Regions from separate parts of the Homo sapiens genome. Here region 2 is linked to region 1. A link is an interaction called in ENCODE POLR2A ChIA-PET data of the cell type or tissue named here. Cell type or tissue: Panc1. All regions are shown on one strand. Links, peaks and the distances in the headings refer to the core of each region. The heading gives the core; the rest is flanking DNA.

Region 1 (4,000 bases), core at 1-4,000:
CCGTGGGGGGAGAGATCAGAGACGGGAGGGGGGCGGGGGCGAAGAGGACCTGCCCTCCCCACCCAGCTCCCACCCAGCCTGCCTGCCTGGGCTCTGGGTTTCTGCCATCTTTGGCCAGAACATTCTCCCCAAACTAGGAGATGCCTAAAAATAGACCTAAGCAGGGAAGAAGCGGGATTCGGGGGGGCTGGAGCGGGAGGACACATTAACCAGAAATGAGGAGCAGAGAGCCTGGGGGAGGCTGGAAGCTGGGTACGCAGGGAGAGACAGAGACTAAGAGACAGTGAGATACCAAGATAGGGAGAGCCACGTGATAGACTGGGGAGAGATGAGAAAGAGACCAAGAGACCATGAGGGAGTCAAGAGTCACCCCGCCACCCCCCTGCAGTGACCAAGCTGGCCCTGGCAGAGGGAGGGGTGTCTCTGGAGAGCTCCCAGCTGGGTGAGTCACAAGCTGCCCTCGAGATCTGGGGCGGGGGGTGGGGGCATTTTTGGGGAAGGGAGGGAAATAATGGGGTGGGTCCCTTGTGGCCACAGCCCCAGCCCCAAGGGCCAGCGGCCATGCTCCTCTGGTGCCCCCTGGTGTTCACTGATGGCTGCTGGCCAGTCATCACGGGGGTCCCAGAGGCAGGTGGCTGTCCACCAAGGCTGACTCACCTCCCAGCCGGAACTCTGTGGGGAAGAGAAGGGTCAAGGTCAGCAGATCCCTGGGGATGAGGAGTGGGGATGAGGAGTGGGGCTGAGGGTGGGGTCTGGGGAGGGGGTCCTGGGCCCACCTGGTGCATGATCTTGGTGAAGGCCTCCTGCAGTTTGCCGTGCACCGCGGCCAGCTTCTTGTAGTCACGGTGGGCTTCCAGGATGGGGATGAGGTTCTTGTAGACCTCATTCACCGCCTCGTAGAGCCCGCCCTGAGGGTGAGGTGGGGTCAGGATTCCCCAAACTGTCTTCCTCTCTCCACTGTGCTCCTGTCTACCCATCTCCCTTGTGAGCCTCCGTGCTCCTACCCACCCTCCATCACCTCCTCCAGGAAGCCCACCCTGACCACCCCTATCCCAGATAGGGGTTGAGCCTTTCCACTCAGCTCCCACAGAGGGCTCCATGGTCTTCACTGCTACTTATCTTTTTTGTTTTTTTGAGATAGGGTCTCACTCCATCACCCAGGCTGGAGTGTAGTGGTACAATCATAGCTCACTGCAACCTCCAACTCCTGGGCTCAAGAGATGCTCCCACCCTAGCCTCCCACATAGCTGGAACTACAGGTACATGCCACCATGCCCAAATAATTTTATTTTAGTTTTTGTAGAGTCAGGGTCTCACTATATTGCCCTAGTTGGTCTTGAACTCCTGGGCTCAAGTGATCCTCCTGCCTTGGCCTCTTGATTAGCTGGGATTACAGGTGTGAGCCACCACTCTCCCAGCCCTTCACCACTTTTAGCAAGAATATTCTATGGCACAGGTACGATGTACATCTGCACTTCACCCATCTGTCTTCCCTCATTGATGGGAGAAGCAGTTTTTTTTTCCTATTCCTCAAAGAGGAAAGTGAGTCTCAGAGACAGAGGCATTCCCCAGGGCCAAGACCCAAACACCCACCCATCTGGCCCTGTGCCCATGACCTCCATGCCCAACTGCCTTCTGGCATGTGGTAATATGCCCCTCACCCCCAGCGGGTGCTGGCATCAAGCCTGGCTCAAAACAGGCATCCTGTGAGGTTTGCTGACTGTCAGAAGGCCTGTGTCCACCCCCTGGTTTCTTCCCCTGAGGCTTTTGTGTGTGTATGGTTTTTTTTCGTAATCTTTTTTTTAATACTTTGGGGTACATGCGCAGAACGTGCAGTTTTGTTACATAGGTATACACGTGCCATGGTGGTTTGCTGCACCCATCAACCTGTCACCTACATTAGATACTTCTTCTAATGCTATCCCTCCCCTTAACCCCACCCGTGTATTTTTTTTTTTGAGATGGCTGCAGTCCAGTGGTATGATCTCGGCTCACTGCAACCTCTGCCTCCTGGGTTCAAGCAATTCTCCTGCCTCATCCTACTTAATAGCTGGGATTACAGGCATGTGCCACCACGCCCAGCTACTTTTTTTGCATTTTTAGTAGAGACGGGGTTTCACCATATTGGCCAGGCTGGTCTCGAACTCCTGACCTTGTGATCTACCCACCTCGACCTCTCAAAGTGCCGGGATTACAGGCGTGAGCCACTGCACCCAGCCATATTTGTATTTTTAGTAGAGATGGGGTTTCACTATATTGGCCAGGCTGGTCTCAAACTCCTGACCTCGTGATCCGCCTGCCTCGGCCTCCAAAGTGCTGGGATTACAGGCATGAGCCACTGCGCCCATGCCCAGCTAATTTTTTGTATTTTTTTTTTTTTTTGTAGAGGCAGGGTTTCTCTATGTTGCCCAAGCTGGTCTTGAACTCCCGACCTCAAGTGATCTGCCCGCCCCGGCCTCCCAAAGTGCTGGGATCACAAGCGTGAGCCACCGCACCTGGCCCTTCCTCTGAGGCCTTCGTCTCCAAGAATCCAGCAAAGTGACAATAATGAAAATAATGTCACTAAAGGGCCAGCACCACAGAAGAAATCTCACTGGAACACCTGACTTCAAGTGTGACCTTGAATCTCACTGAGCTCTCAAATGTAACTGCCAGTTCCCCAAAATGTGAGGAACTGAGAAACAGGTAAAATGACATCACATGGACACAGCCAGCCCCACACAAACCAGAAAAACACACGGAGCAAAGGCCCCAGGGCTCCTGCAAGTTAAATGTAGAAACCACCAACTGCCCTCATACAAACAAGCAAACTAGAGAAGAAAACCCCTTTTCCACAGTGGAAAATCAGTTGCCGGGCATGCTGGCTCACGCCTGTAATCCCAGCACTTTGGAAGGCCGAGGCGAGAGGGTTGCATGAGTCTAGGAGTTCAAGCCCAGCCTGGGCAACATAGCAAGATCCCATCTCTTAAAAAAAAAAAATGAACGAAGAAAAAAAAATTAGTTGGGTGTGGTGGTGCGCACTTATAGTCCCAGCTACTCAGGAGGCTGAGGTGGGAGGATCACCTGAGCCGAGGACATAGAGGCTGCAGTGAGCCAGGCTGCACTCCAGCCTGGGTGAGAGAGTAAGACCCTGTCTCAGAAAAAAAAAAGAAAGAAAGAAAAAAGAGACTTAGGATACAGATCAGCGACAGCCATTGTGGGCCCTTAATGGATCCTGATTCAAACCAAGTCACCCCAGAAAAGATACATCAGAGATCATCTGGGACATCTAAATATAGAGTGCAATGAAATAAAGGATGACCATTAACTTGGCCACGCGGGATAAAAGTTTTATAAAAGGGTCTTTATCAGGAAGGGTTGCACAGGGGGTACTTGTGGGAGTGGTGGGAAAATAGCTGGGATTTGTGGTGGTTTTTTTTTTTTTGTTTTTTGTTTTTGGAGACAGAGTCTTGCTCTGTCTGTCAGGCTGGAGTGCAGTGGGCATGATCTCAGCTCACTGCAACCTCCGCCTCCCGGGTTCAAGCGAGTCTCATCCCGAGTAGCTGGGATTACAGACACCTGCCACCATGCCCAGCTAATTTTTGTATTTTTAGTAGACATGGGGTTTCACCATGTTGGCCAGGCTATTCTTGAACTCCTGACCTCGTGATCCGCCTGCCTTGGCTTCCCAAAGTGCTGGGATTACAGGAGTCAGCCACTGCGCCCAGCCTGGGATTTGCTTTAAGCTGGAGCTTCTCCAACTTGAAGATGCATGCGAATATCCCAAATCTTTATTTTATTTATTTTTTGAGACAAGGTTTCACTCTGTCACATAGGTTGGAGTACAGTGGCACGATTACAACTCATTGTAGCCCCAACCTCCTGGGCTCCAGTGATCCTCCCGCTTCAAGCTTCCTGAGTAGCTGGGACTACAGGTGCATGCCACCACACCCAGCTAATTTCTTGTATTTTTTTGTAGAGACAGGGTTTGCCATGTTGCCCAGGCTGGTCTTGAACTCCT
Region 2 (12,955 bases), core at 8,742-12,741, 100 kb before region 1:
GGAGGTCACCGCGGGCTCAGGGGTCCCGATCCGCTTTGCGCGACCCCAGGGCGCCACTGCCATCCTGAGTTGGGTGCAGTCCCGGGATTCCGCCGCGTGCTCCGGGACGGGGGCCACCCCCTCCCGCCCCTGCCCCCGCCCCTTTGGCCCGCCCCCCGAATTCCATTGGGTGTAGTCCAACAGGCCACCCTCGAGCCACTCCCCTTGTCCAATGTGAGGCGGTGGAGGCGGAGGCGGGCGTCGGGAGGACGGGGCTTGTGTACGAGCGGGGCGGGGCTGGCGCGGAAGTCTGAGCCTCACCTTGTCCGGGGCGAGGCGGATGCAGGGGAGGCCTGGCGTTCCTCCGCGGTTCCTGTCACAAAGGCGACGACAAGTCCCGGGTCCCCGGAGCCGCCTCCGCGACATACACGAGTCGCCCTCCGTTATCCTGGGCCCTCCTGGCGAAGTCCCCGGTTTCCGCTGTGCTCTGTGGCGACACCTCCGTCCCCACCTTGTCCTGGGGGGCGCCCTCGCCCCACCAGCCCCGATCAAGTTCACAGAGGGGCCCCCGGCCACCCTCAAGGCCTCGGTTCCTTACGAGGTTGAAACGTTGCCTCAGAATCTCCCCGCCCCTCCTTGGTCTGCAGCCGAGATCTTCAGCCACGGTGGGGCAGCTATCCCCCGGGACCGACCCCCTGGGGTGGCCTCGCTTCTTCAGAGGCTGTGAATGGCTTCGGTTCAGCTGTCCAAGCGGCGATTTTTCCTCTGGGTGAAATGGATTAGATTTTAGATTTCCACAAGAGGCTGGTTAGTGCATGATCCTGAGTTAGAGCTTTTTAGGTGGCTTTAAATTAGTTGCAGAGAGACAGCCTCGCCCTAGACAACAGCTACATGGCCCTTTCCCTCCTGAGAACCAGCCTAGCCTAGAAAAGGATTGGGATTGCCTGATGAACACAAGGATTGCAGGAAACTTTTTTTTTAATTGGCAAGGGGGTTGGCTTTGACTGGATGGAGAGCTTTGAACTGCCTTGAAATTCACGCTGTAACTAACACACCAGTTTCCTCTGGGAGGCCAGAGAGGGAGGGAGGGTGTAATGAAATACGGATGATTGTTCTTTTATTTTTATTTACTTATTTATTTTTTAACTTTTTGTAGAGATGAGGTCTCGCTTGGTTGCTCAGGCTGGTCTTGAACTCCTGGCCTCAAGCGATCCTCCTACCTCAGCCTCCCAAAGTGTTGGGATTACAGGAGTGAGCCACCGCGCCCCACCGGGGATGATGATGATTGCAAACATTCTGCCACTCAGTTTTACAAAAGAAAGAGAGGCACTGGATTAATGTGTATCTCACTCACCAATCAACCTCTTCCTTAAGAGAAAATGTTAAGGAAGTCTTAGGCAAGGCCTTGTTTGTTCATCACTTTAGTTTCTCTCTCCCGGGATGGCTGAGAATGTGATGTTTCCTCTGTTGTCAAGGAGACTACACCCCTGATGTTTTCCTCCAGACTTCTGAGAGCTGGTGTGTGTTTCTAGCACTTTCTAGCTGCACCACCTCACGCTGTAGCTGGCTTCAAGGCATATCCAGGGGGGAGTTTCTTGTCCATTTCCTTTACAAAGGGAAGTTGTTGGAATCTGAACCGCAAGCCTTCACTTAGACCAAAATCAGGCAACAGCGGTGAGCGCAGCTCCAAACGTGTCAATGACTCACCCAAATTTGAGTAAGGGAGTTGGCTGCTTTAACGAGCCGCAGGGTGATTCCCTTGTCATTTCCGGAAATACCTATCTTCCAGGGAACACTGGGAAAAAACAGGGAGACCTTTGTTGAGACAGAAAACCTGTAGGGGAATTCTGTTCCTCATTCCTGCTCTTATCTGTAGACTTCCTCCCTGATAAGATCCAATTCTAGATGGGTCGGTTGCTCCTTGCTTTGATGGGTGCTTTGATGGGCTTTATTATTATTATTATTATTATTATTATTATTTTGATGGGCTTTTTGATGTCCCTTTTCCTTCCACACTCTGTCCCAACTGTCAAGCAAATAGCCTTTTGTTGCTAAGAGACTGCAGATGTAACCGACCAGCAGCAAACAGTGAGTCAGGCTCTCTCTTCCGGAAGCAAAATCAATTGCTGAGATCACTCTGGGGAAAATACCCACCTTATTTGGAAAGAAGCACTGATCAATTGATGTCTATTTTTTTTTTTTTTGAGTTGGAGTCTCGCCCTGTCACCCAGGCTGGAGTGCAATGGCATAATCTCGCCTCACTGCAATCCCCGCCTCCCGGGTTCCAGCAATTCTCCTGCCTCAGCCTCCTGAGTAGCTGGAATTATAGGCGCCTGCCACAACACCCGGCTAATTTTTGTATTTGTAGTAGAGATGGGGTTTCACCACGTTGGCCAGGCTGGTCTCGAACTCCTGACCTCGTGATCCACCCGCCTCAGCCTCCCAAAGTCCAAGGATTGCAGGCGTGACCCACTGTGCCAGCCAATCAATTGATTTCTCATTCATTTTCAGCTGGCTCTGTTCCCTTAAGCCAGGGGATTTTCGTTTGTTTGTTTCCCCTTCAAGGAAATGATTCTAGCTACAGTTTTGATTTCCTTGTACAACTGTTTTCAGTAGCACAGGGAAAGAAAACATCGAAAGCATTCACCACCTCATTTGTGTGCTGGGGGAAAAAGCAGAAATGTGTATTCTCTTTTTTTGTTTCGATGACCTTGTTCCTGACTTGTTACTCGTGACTTGAGAGATCAGAGGGCTAGAGGACTAGAATTTATAGAGGTGTTTTTTTTGTTTGTTTATTTTTGTTCGAGTTGCCCAGGCTGGAGTGCAGTGGCGCAATCTCGGCTCACTGCAACCTCTGCCTCCCAGGTTCAAGCGATTCTTCGGCCTCAGCCTCCTGAGTAGCTGGAACTACAGGCGCCCGCCACCACACCCAGCTAATTTTTGTATTTTTCAGTAGAGATGGGATTTCACCATATTGGTCAAGCTGGCCTCGAACTCCTGACCTCGTGATCCACCCGCCTCAGTTTCCCAAAGTGCTGGGAGTACAGGCGTGAGCCGCCGTGCCCGGCCTTTTTGTGTTTTTGTGTTTTTGAGAGGAGCTCATTGCTTTTTAGGCTTCCCTAGCGTGAGAAAATCTGGGGATCCATGCTCTAGTTTACTTCCTTTTTTTTTTTTTTTTTGAGATGGAGTCTCGCTTAGATTGCCTAATCTCAGCTCATTGCAACTTCTGCCTCCGGGGTTCAAGGGATTCTCGTGTCTCAGCCTCCTGGGTAGCTAGGATACGGGCACCCGCTACCATGCCTGGCTAATTTTGTACTTTTAGTAGAGACAGGGTTTCGCCACGTTGGCCAGGCTGGTCTCGAACTCCTGACCTCAGGTGAGCCGCCTGCCTTGGCCTCCCAAAGTGCTGAGATTACAGGCGTGAGCCACCGCGCTTGGCCTAATTTGCTTTTCCTGAAATTCAAATGGTCTAATATGAAAAACGCCAACCTTGCTTGAAAGAATAAGAAAGAGGTGCGGTTTCGTTGGGCCGTTGATGTTTGGAACAGGACTGGTTTTGTCCCCTTGCTCGGAAAGGGCAGCAACTGTGAGGACAGCTCCCTGACGTGCTCTCACTCAGCACTGTTCCGTTCCTGAGCACTGTCCCCACTAGCTAGGCCAAGGGAGCTCATTTGGCAGGCAACTGCTGTCTGGCTGCGCCTGTGGCAGTAAAATCTGCCTTTATTTTTTGGAGGCAGGGTCTTGCCCTGTCGCTCAGGCTGAAGTGTGCAGTTATAGCTCACTGCAGCCTCCAGCTTCTGTACTCAACTGATCCTCCTCTCTCAGCCTCCTGAGTAGCTGGGACTATACGCACGTGTTACCACTCCCACCTCAGTTTGTTTGTTTATTTATTTATTTATTTATTTATTGAGATGGAGTTTTGCTCTTGCTGCCCAGGCTGGAGTGCAATGGCGCGATCTCGGCTCACCGCAACCTCCACCTCCTGGTTCAAGCGATTCTCCTGCCTCAGCCTCCTGAGTAGCTGGGATTACAGGCATGCACCACCACGCCCGGCTAATTTTGTATTTTTCGTAGAGATGGGGTTTCTCCACATTGGTTCAGGCTGTTCTCGAACTCCCAACCTCAGGTGATCCACCCGCCTCAGCCTCCCAAAGTGCTGGGATTATAGGCGTGAGCCCCCGAACCCGGCCACTCCCAGCTAAGTTTAAATTTTTTGTTTGTTTGTTCGTTTGTTTTTATTTTTTGAGACAGAGTCTCCCGCCCAGGCTGGAGCGCAGATCACTGCATCCTTGACCTCCCAGGCTTAAGCCATCCTCCCCACTCAGCCTCCCAAGTAGCTGGGATTACAGGTGTGTGCCACTATGCTTGGCTAAGTTGTGTATTTTTTGTAGAGATGGGGTTCAAGGGATTCTCGCTTTGTTGCCTCGGTTGGTCTCAAACTCCTGGGCTCAAGCAGTCCTCCCTCCTCAGCCTCCCAAGGTGCTGGGGAAATCCACTTTTGAAACATTGTCTGGAGAGTTGCCCAGGTGGTAGATCACAGAAATAGGTCATCGTGGGGTCCTTCCCATGGGTGCAGTCTTGAGCCACCTGTGGCCAGCAAATATTTGGAGAATAATAGTCAGGGGAGAGCTTGAGGTCCAGGGAAAGGTTTTGTTTTTCTTCAGGGAAAGGTTTTTATTGTTCTTTATCCCTCCTTAAAGGACCTTCAGGTGTTACTGACATTCCCGGTCTACCCAGTGGCACATTTAGTTTGTAAGCTGGGCCCTCGTACAGAGGTAGGGAGGTGAGAGCATTGGATTAGTGGTCACCAAAGCTGCGGTCACCTAGTGGGGTGATCAGAGGCTCCTCCCTTAAGATCTTGATTGCCAACGCCTCTGGCCCAACTTTCCTTTTTATTTATCGCAAGCCTCCTGGAATCTCAATTGCTTTTTGCCCACCCGGTGTGTCAGCACAAGAAATGAGTCATTTCCTCCTTTAAGCACAGTTGAAATTGAGCTGTGAGTCAGTGAGGTGTGTACGATATTGTCAAAGCGGGGTGTGTACAGTATTGACAGATCTGTAGTTGGGCAAGAGAATTATCAGAGTTTGTGACCACAGCAGATTCCAAAGCTCGACTCATTTTCTTCTCTCTTCCTTCCCTTTTTTCTTTTCTTTTTTTTTTTTTTTTTGACAGAGTCTCGCTCTGTTGCCCAGGCTGGAGTGCAGTGGCACAATCTGGGCTCACTGCAGCCCCTGCCTCCTGGGTTCAAATGATTCTCATGTTTCAGCCTCCCGAGTAGCTGCAATTACAGGCATTCGGGTTCAAGTGATTCTCCTGCCTCAGCCACCTGAGCAGCTGGGATTACAGGCGCCCGCCACCACGCCCGGCTAATTTTTGTATTTTTAGTAGAGACGGGGTTTCACCATGTTGGCCAGGCTGGTCTCGAACTCCTGAACTCAGGTGATCCGCCCACTTCGGCCTCCCAAAGTGCTGAGATTACAGACGTGAGTCACCGCGCCCAGCCTGTTCTGTTCTTTAATTCTCAAAACACCCTCTAGGAAGTAGAGACTGCCATTCTCCCCCATTTTACAGATCAGGAAACTGAGTCCCAGAAGGATTTAGTCAGTTACCCAAGTTGTTCTAGTTAAATGGCCTGGAAAGCCAGTGAAGCCCAGGATTGTCTATCTAACCCCCTTACTACTCTAACTTTCAGGGAATCCACATGAATGTGCTGGGTCAACCATCAAAGTTGAAATGGATAAAGGGGGCTGGATGCGGTGGCTGATGCCTGTAATCCTAGCACTTTGGGAGGCCGAGATGGGTGGGTGGATTGCTTGAGCCCAAGAGTTTGAGACCAGCCTGGGCAACATAGTGAGACACCTGTCTCTGCAAAAAATAAATAAAAAGTTAGCTGAGTGTGATGGTGCACCCCTCTAGTCACAGCTGTTGAGTTAGGCTTAGGCAGGAGGATCGCATGAACCTGGGAGGTGGAGGCGGCCGTGAGCCTCAGTCATGCCACTGCACTCCAACCTGGGCAACAGAGTGAAAGCCGGTGTCCGAAAGAGAAAGAAAAAAAGACATAGATACATCTTTTAAAGTTAGGTTGTATGTTAATTACCTACAACTCAGTTTCAACTGTGCTTAAAGGAGGAAATGACTCATTTCTTGCTACATATCAAATTAGCCCAAAATGTAGTGGCTTAAAACAACACATTTATGATTTCTCAGTTTTTGCGTGTCAGGAATTTGGAAGCAGCACAGCTAGACGGTTCCAGCTCAGGGTCTCTCATGAAGTTGCAATCAAAATATTGGCAGGAGAGAAAAACATATTTTCAGAAGCTGCAGGCATAGGAAGACTTGGCTGGGGTTGAAGGATCCACTTCCAAGATGGCGCACTCAGTGGCTCTTGGCTGGAGGCCTCAGTTCCCTGCTGCGTGGAGCTCTCCCTCCAGCTGCTTGAGTGGACTCATGACATGCAGCTGGCCTCCCCTGGAGCAGTCGATCCAACAATGAGCATGGCCATGAACTAGGCTCAGAAGCCACTCCCTGTCGTCTCTACATTTTCCTATCAGAAGCAAGTCATTAAAAGTCCAGTGCCACTCCAGGGGAGACGAATTAGGCTCTGCCTTCTGAAAGGATTATCACAGAAGATGCGGTCCTATATTCTTTTTTTAAAATTATTCTTTTTTTTATTTTGTAGAGATGGGGTCTTGGTATGTTGCCTAGGCCAGTCTGGAATTCCTGGGCTCAAACAATCCTGTCTCTGCCTCCCAAAGTGTTGGGATTACAGGCATGAGCCACTGCACCTGGTCATGTGGTCATATTTTCTTTTTCTTTTTTTTTTTTTTTTGAGACAGAGTCTCTGTCGCCCAGGCTGGAGTATGGTGGCGTGATCTCAGTTCACTGCAGCCTCCGCCTCCCGGGTTCAAGCGATTCTCCTGCCTCAGCCTCCTGAGTAGCTGGGATTACAGGCGCCCGCCAACATGCCCAGCTAATTTTTTTAGTAGAGATGGGGTTTCACCATGTTAGCCAGGATGGTCTCGATCTCCTGATTTGGTGATCCGCCCACCTTGGCCTCCCAAAGTTTCAACCATCGATCAGAACTTATTGATGTACTTATGTAGCTAGGCACGGTGGCGCGTGCCTGTAATCCCAGCTACTTGGAAGGGTTAAGGCAGGAGAATCGCTTGAACCTGGGAGGCAGAGGTTACAGTGAGTCAAGATCATACCATTGCACTCCAGTCTGGGCAACAGAATGAGACTCTGTCTCAAAAACAAAAAACAAACCCTTGTATGTGATTTTCCTGGATAGCATCTGTTACATCTTCACAAAGATAAAAAGTCAGACTTGGCTGGGCATGGTGGCTCACACCTGTAATCCCAGCACTGAGAGGCTGAGGCAGGCAGATCACTTGAGGTCAGGAATTTGAGACCAGGCTGGGCAGCATGGTGAAACCCCGTCTCTACAAAAAATACAAAAATTAGCCGGGTGTGGTGTCACGCACCTGTATTCCCAAGCTACTCAGGAAGCTAAGGCAGGAGAATCACTTGAACCCAGAGGTGGAGGTTTGCAGTGAGTTGAGATTGTGCCATTGCACTCCAGCCTGGGCGACAGAGTGAGACTCTGTGTCAAAAATAAAATAAAATAAAATTTTAAAAAAGGCAGATTTTTTTTTCTTCTTGGTATTGTTACCTTATTATAGTAATAATAAGTGCATAGTGCATGCTGAGATAAGCAATCATAATTTGTTATTGCGGCCGGGCATGGTGGCTCCAGCCTATAATCCCAGCACTTTGGTCAGGAGTTCAAGGCCAGCCTGGCCAATATAGTGAAACTCCATCTCTACTAAAATACAAGAAATTACCTGGGCATGGTGGCAGTTGCTGGTGATCCCCAGCTACTTGGGAGGCTGAGGCAGGAGAATCGCTTGAACCTGGGAAGCAGAGGTTGCAGTGAGCCAAGATTGCACCACTGCACTCCAGCCTGGGTGACAGAGTGAGACTCTGTCTGAAAATAATAATAATAATAATTTGTTATTGCTTTTATTGCCTTAGTTTACATAGGGAATCAAAGTTTATACTTTGATTTATAAAAGTTGCTTTGATTCTAGTTCACAGAACCAGAATCTTTCATATAAAGGTATTAGAGGGCCCAGTGTGGTGGCTCATGCCTGTAATCCCAGCATATTGGGAGGCTGAGGAGGGAGGATCACTTTAGGAGTTTGAGGCCAGCCTAGGCAACATAGTGAGACCTTGTCTCTACAAAAAATTCCAACATTAGCTGGGCATGGTGGCATGTGCCTGTAGTCCCATTTATTTGGGGGGCTGAGGCAGGAGGATCACTTGAGCCCACGAGGTTCAATCCAGGTTGCAGTAAGCCATGATCCTGCCACTGCACTCCAGTTTGGGTAACAGAGCGAAGCTATGTCTCAAAAAAAGAAAAAAAAAGTATTCTAAATCCAAATTTAATATATAAAACTAAATGCAGGCCAAGTGTGGTGGCATATACCTATAATCACAACACTTTGGGAGGCTGAGGTGGGAGGATTGCTTGAGCCCAAGAGTTCAAGACCAGCCTAGGTAACACAGTAAGACCCCATCTCTACAAAAAGTAGAAAAATTAGCCTGGCATGGTGGTGAGTGCTTTTAATCCCAACTACTTAGGGGGCTGAGATGGGAAGATTGCTTGAGCCTCAGAGTTTGAGGCTGCAGTGGGCCGTGATCGCTCCACTGATCGCTCTAAAGTGAGACCCTGTCTCAAAAAAAAAGAAAATAGAAGAAAACTAAATACATTCAATAAGACTTTGATCTCTTTTCCAAGGTGTAAATATATTTTGGGAAATTTTCCAGTTACTTTGTTCTCATTTTAATGTAATAATCTAAGTCTTGGTTTTCTAAGGAAAAGTTTTCTCTTATTATATCTTTTGTTAATGTTTCTCTCCCATTTCTTTTGATCTGATCTTCAGATACATGATTATCTTCACTGCTAAATTTGTGTTCTCTGGCCTCTACATTTATAATTTCTCATAATTCTTTATCTAAGTATTTCTTCCCTACCTACTGAAGAAAACTCAAGTTTTCTTCCACCTTAATGATTATGCTGTGTCTGTGAGTTTTCTTCATGACTCTTTACAGTACAAGTTTTTTGTTTTTGTTTTTTTAATGGTCAGATGGATAGAACAACACAGGTTTTGTTTGTTTTGTTTTAACTTTTAAAAAAATTATAATAGATAAAGGGTCTCACTACGTTGTCCAGGCTGATCTCATACTCCTGGGCTCAAGCAATCCACCCACCTCTGCCTCCCAAAGTGCTGGGATTACAGTCATGAGCCAACATGCCTGGGCAGTACAGGTTTTTTTTGAGACGGAGTTTTGTTCTTGTTGCCGAGGCTGGAGTGCAATGGCACAATCTTGGCTCACCACAAAGTCTGCCTCCCAGGTTCAAGTGATTCTCCTGCCTCAGCCTCCTGAGTAGCTGGGATTACAGGCATGTGCCACCACGCCCAGCTAATTTTGTATTTTTAGTAGAGACGGGGTTTCACCATGTTGGCCAGGCTGGTTTCGAACTGCTGACCTCAGGTGATCTGCCCACCTCGGCCTCCCAAAGTGCTGGGATTACAGGCATGAGCCACCATGCCCAGCTGTAGTACAGGTTTTAATATGCTAAATACTCTTCCTTTCTTTATTAATGTGCATGGAAGTTCTAATATTTTTTTCCCATACCCCAGAGAGTCCATATTTTGGAATCAACAACACTAGCCTTTGTTGACAAGTGTCTCTCTTGGGTTCCTTCTTTGTGTCCTCCACTGAATTTTGGGGTTCATAAAATTTCATTTGTTGTGCTTGCTTAATTCCCTGGGAATCAGACTGTTCCTGATCGGATGACATTTCTGGTTAATTCTTTAGTTGGCAGGAAATAGACACAGGAAACGTGGTCAGTTTCTGATTCTGGCGTTGAGAGACCCTTTCTCCTTTTCCTCTCTCTCAGTGGGCGACAGATGCGAAAGAAACGAGTTCCAGTGCCAAGACGGGAAATGCATCTCCTACAAGTGGGTCTGCGATGGCAGCGCTGAGTGCCAGGATGGCTCTGATGAGTCCCAGGAGACGTGCTGTGAGTCCCCTTTGGGCATGATATGCATTTATTTTTGTAATAGAGACAGGGTCTCGCCATGTTGGCCAGGCTGGTCTTGAATTTCTGGTCTCAAGTGATCCGCTGGCCTCGGCCTCCCAAAGTGCTGGGATTACAGGCACCACGCCTGGCCTGTGACACGATTCTTAACCCCTTTTTGATGATGGCGGCTGGAAAAGTGGCCAGTGGATTTTGATGTATTCAATCATGAATTAGGAGGTGGGGAGAGAATGAATTATTGGAGCTTTCCTTAAAGCCATTAAATGGCTCTATTGTTTTTTCAATTGATGTGAATTTCACATAACATGAAATTAACCAGCTCAGTGGCATTAATACATCTGCAATGCTGTGTGGCCACCACCTCTATCTTGTTCCAAAACTTTGCATAACCTAATGTCTTTTTTTTTTTTTTTTTTTGAGACGGAGTCTCGTTCCATCACCCAGGCTGGAGTGCAGTGGTGTGATCTCAGCTCACTGCAACCTCCGCCTCCCAGGTTCACGCCATCCTCCTGCCTCAGCCTCCCGAGTAGCTGGGACTACAGGCACCCTCCACCACATCCGGCTAATTTTTTGTATCTTTAGTAGAGATGGGGTTTCACCATGTTAGCCGGGATGGTCTCGATCTCCTGACCTCGTGATCCACCTGCCTCCGCCTCCCAAAGTGCTGGCATTACAGGCGTGAGCCACCATGCCCGGCCTATTTTTTTTTTTAAGAGATGGAGTCTAATTCTGTTGCCCAGGCTGGAGTCCAGTGGTACCATCATACTTCACTGCAGCCTTGACCTCTTGGGCTCAAGTGATTCTCTTGCCTCGAACTCCCAAAGTATTGGGATTACAGGTGTGAGCCACCGCACTCAGCCTAATGTCCAGTTTTTAACAAGCTCCATTTAAATGCCCTCCGTTTTGACCCATAAAGGGGTAGGCTTGGCCGGGCACAATGGCTTGTGTCTGTAGTCCCAGCTACTTGGGAGGCTGAGGCAGAAAGGCAGAAAGATTGCTTTATAAAGCCCAGGAGTTTGAGGGCCACCTGGGTGGCATAGCTAGACCTCATCTCTAAAAAATAAGTAATAAATAAATATTTGTTTTTGTTTTTTTCTTTTTCTTTTCTTTTTTTTTTTTTTTTGAGACGGAGTCTTGCTCTGTTGCCCAGGCTGGAGTGCAGTGGCGCGATCTCAGCTCACTGCAAGCTGTGCCTCCTGGGTTCATGCCATTCTCCTGCCTCAGCCTCCCGAGTAGCTGGGACTACAGGCGCCCACTACCACGCCCAGCTAATTTTTTGTATTTTTAGTAGAGATGGGGTTTCACCACGTTAGCCAGGATGGTCTCAATCTCCTGACCTCGTGATCCGCCAGCTTTGGCCTCCCAAAGTGTTGGGATTACAGGCGTGAGCCACTGAGCCCGCCCCATATGTATGTATATATATATTTTTTTAAAATGGGAGACCAGGCATGGTGGCTCATGCCTAGAATCCCAGCACTTTGGGAAGCTGAGGTAGGCGGATCACTTGAGGCCATGAGTTTGAGACCAGCCTGCTCAACATGATGAAACTTCTATCTCTACTAAAAAAAAAAGTGGGATTAGGTCAGGCACGGTGGCTCACACCTGTAATCCCAGCACTTTCAGAGGCCGAGGCAGGAGGATCATGAGGTCAGGAGATCGAGACCATCCTGGCTAACACGGTGAAACCCCGTCTCTACTAAAAAAATACAAAAAATTAGCCAGGCGTGGTGGCGGGTGCCTGTAGTCCCAGCTACTCAGGAGGCTGAGGCAGGAGAATGGCGTGAACCCGGGAGGCGGAGCTTGCAGTGAGCCAAGATCGTGCCACTGTACTCCAGCCTGGGCGACAGAGCAAGACTCTGTCTCAAAAAAAAAAAAAAAAGTGGGATTGACATTCTCTTCAAAGTTCTGGGGTTTTCCTTTGCAAAGACAGGATTGGCAAGGCCAGTGGGTCTTTTTTGTGTGTGTGTGTGTGACGGAGTCTCACTCTGCCACCCAGGCTGGAGTGCAATGGCAGGATCTCGGCTCACCGCAACCTCCTCCTCCCAGGTTAAAGTGATTCTCCTGCCTCAGCCTCCCGAGTAGCTGGGACTACAGGTGCCCGCCACCACACCCAACTAATTTTTGTATTTTTAGTAGAGACAGGGTTTCACTATATTGGCCAGGCTGGTCTTGAACCCCTGACCTCACGTGATCCACCCGCCTTGGCCTCCCAAAGTGCTGGGATTACAGGCGTGAGCCACTGTGCTCGGCCTCAGTGGGTCTTTCCTTTGAGTGACAGTTCAATCCTGTCTCTTCTGTAGTGTCTGTCACCTGCAAATCCGGGGACTTCAGCTGTGGGGGCCGTGTCAACCGCTGCATTCCTCAGTTCTGGAGGTGCGATGGCCAAGTGGACTGCGACAACGGCTCAGACGAGCAAGGCTGTCGTAAGTGTGGCCCTGCCTTTGCTATTGAGCCTATCTGAGTCCTGGGGAGTGGTCTGACTTTGTCTCTACGGGGTCCTGCTCGAGCTGCAAGGCAGCTGCCCCGAACTGGGCTCCATCTCTTGGGGGCTCATACCAAGCCTCTTCCGCCCTTCAAATCCCCCCTTGACCAGGAGGCATTACAAAGTGGGGATGGTGCTACCTCTTCGGGTTTGTCACGCACAGTCAGGGAGGCTGTCCCTGCCGAGGGCTAGCCACCTGGCACACACACTGGCAAGCCGCTGTGATTCCCGCTGGTCGTGATCCCCGTGATCCTGTGATCCCCGCCCCGTGAGGCTGAACACATAGTGACGCTTGCTAGCCAAGCCTCAATGACCCACGTAACATGAAGGGGGAAAAGCCAGAAAGTTCTGCCAAGGAGCAAGGCCAAGAATCCCGAAGGGAAAT

Evidence for each region. ChIA-PET counts read pairs that join two places held together with the same protein. Peaks named below come from ENCODE experiments on the same cell type or tissue, not always from the same donor. Only the 100,000 strongest peaks of a DNase experiment are listed, where the experiment ranks them.
Region 2: POLR2A ChIA-PET joins it to region 1 with 15 read pairs; 4 of 35 experiments call an interaction of 5 or more read pairs at or near these places.

The regions. Positions count from the first base shown.
Region 1 is chr19:11,203,424-11,207,423 of GRCh38, forward strand. DOCK6 (dedicator of cytokinesis 6) reads right to left here. Exons shown (of 48, transcript NM_020812.4): 40 at 777-908; 41 at 658-672. DOCK6-AS1 (DOCK6 antisense RNA 1) reads left to right here and starts at 205. Exons shown (of 3, transcript NR_186345.1): 1 at 205-442; 2 at 2,387-2,685. In Panc1, for the core only: a CTCF peak has its summit at 579 (motif pointing left); no DNase peak of the experiment used is centred there; H3K27ac peaks cover 286 bases.
Region 2 is chr19:11,090,276-11,103,230 of GRCh38, forward strand. LDLR (low density lipoprotein receptor) reads left to right here. Exons shown (of 18, transcript NM_000527.5): 2 at 9,948-10,070; 3 at 12,389-12,511. Among named protein-coding and RNA genes, the nearest start is that of LDLR-AS1, 7.1 kb to the left of the region's middle. RefSeq lists enhancers at 1-37, 38-631, 349-528, 1,225-2,424, 11,931-12,569 and 3 more and a silencer at 19-278. In Panc1, for the core only: no CTCF peak of the experiment used is centred there; no DNase peak of the experiment used is centred there; H3K27ac peaks cover 221 bases.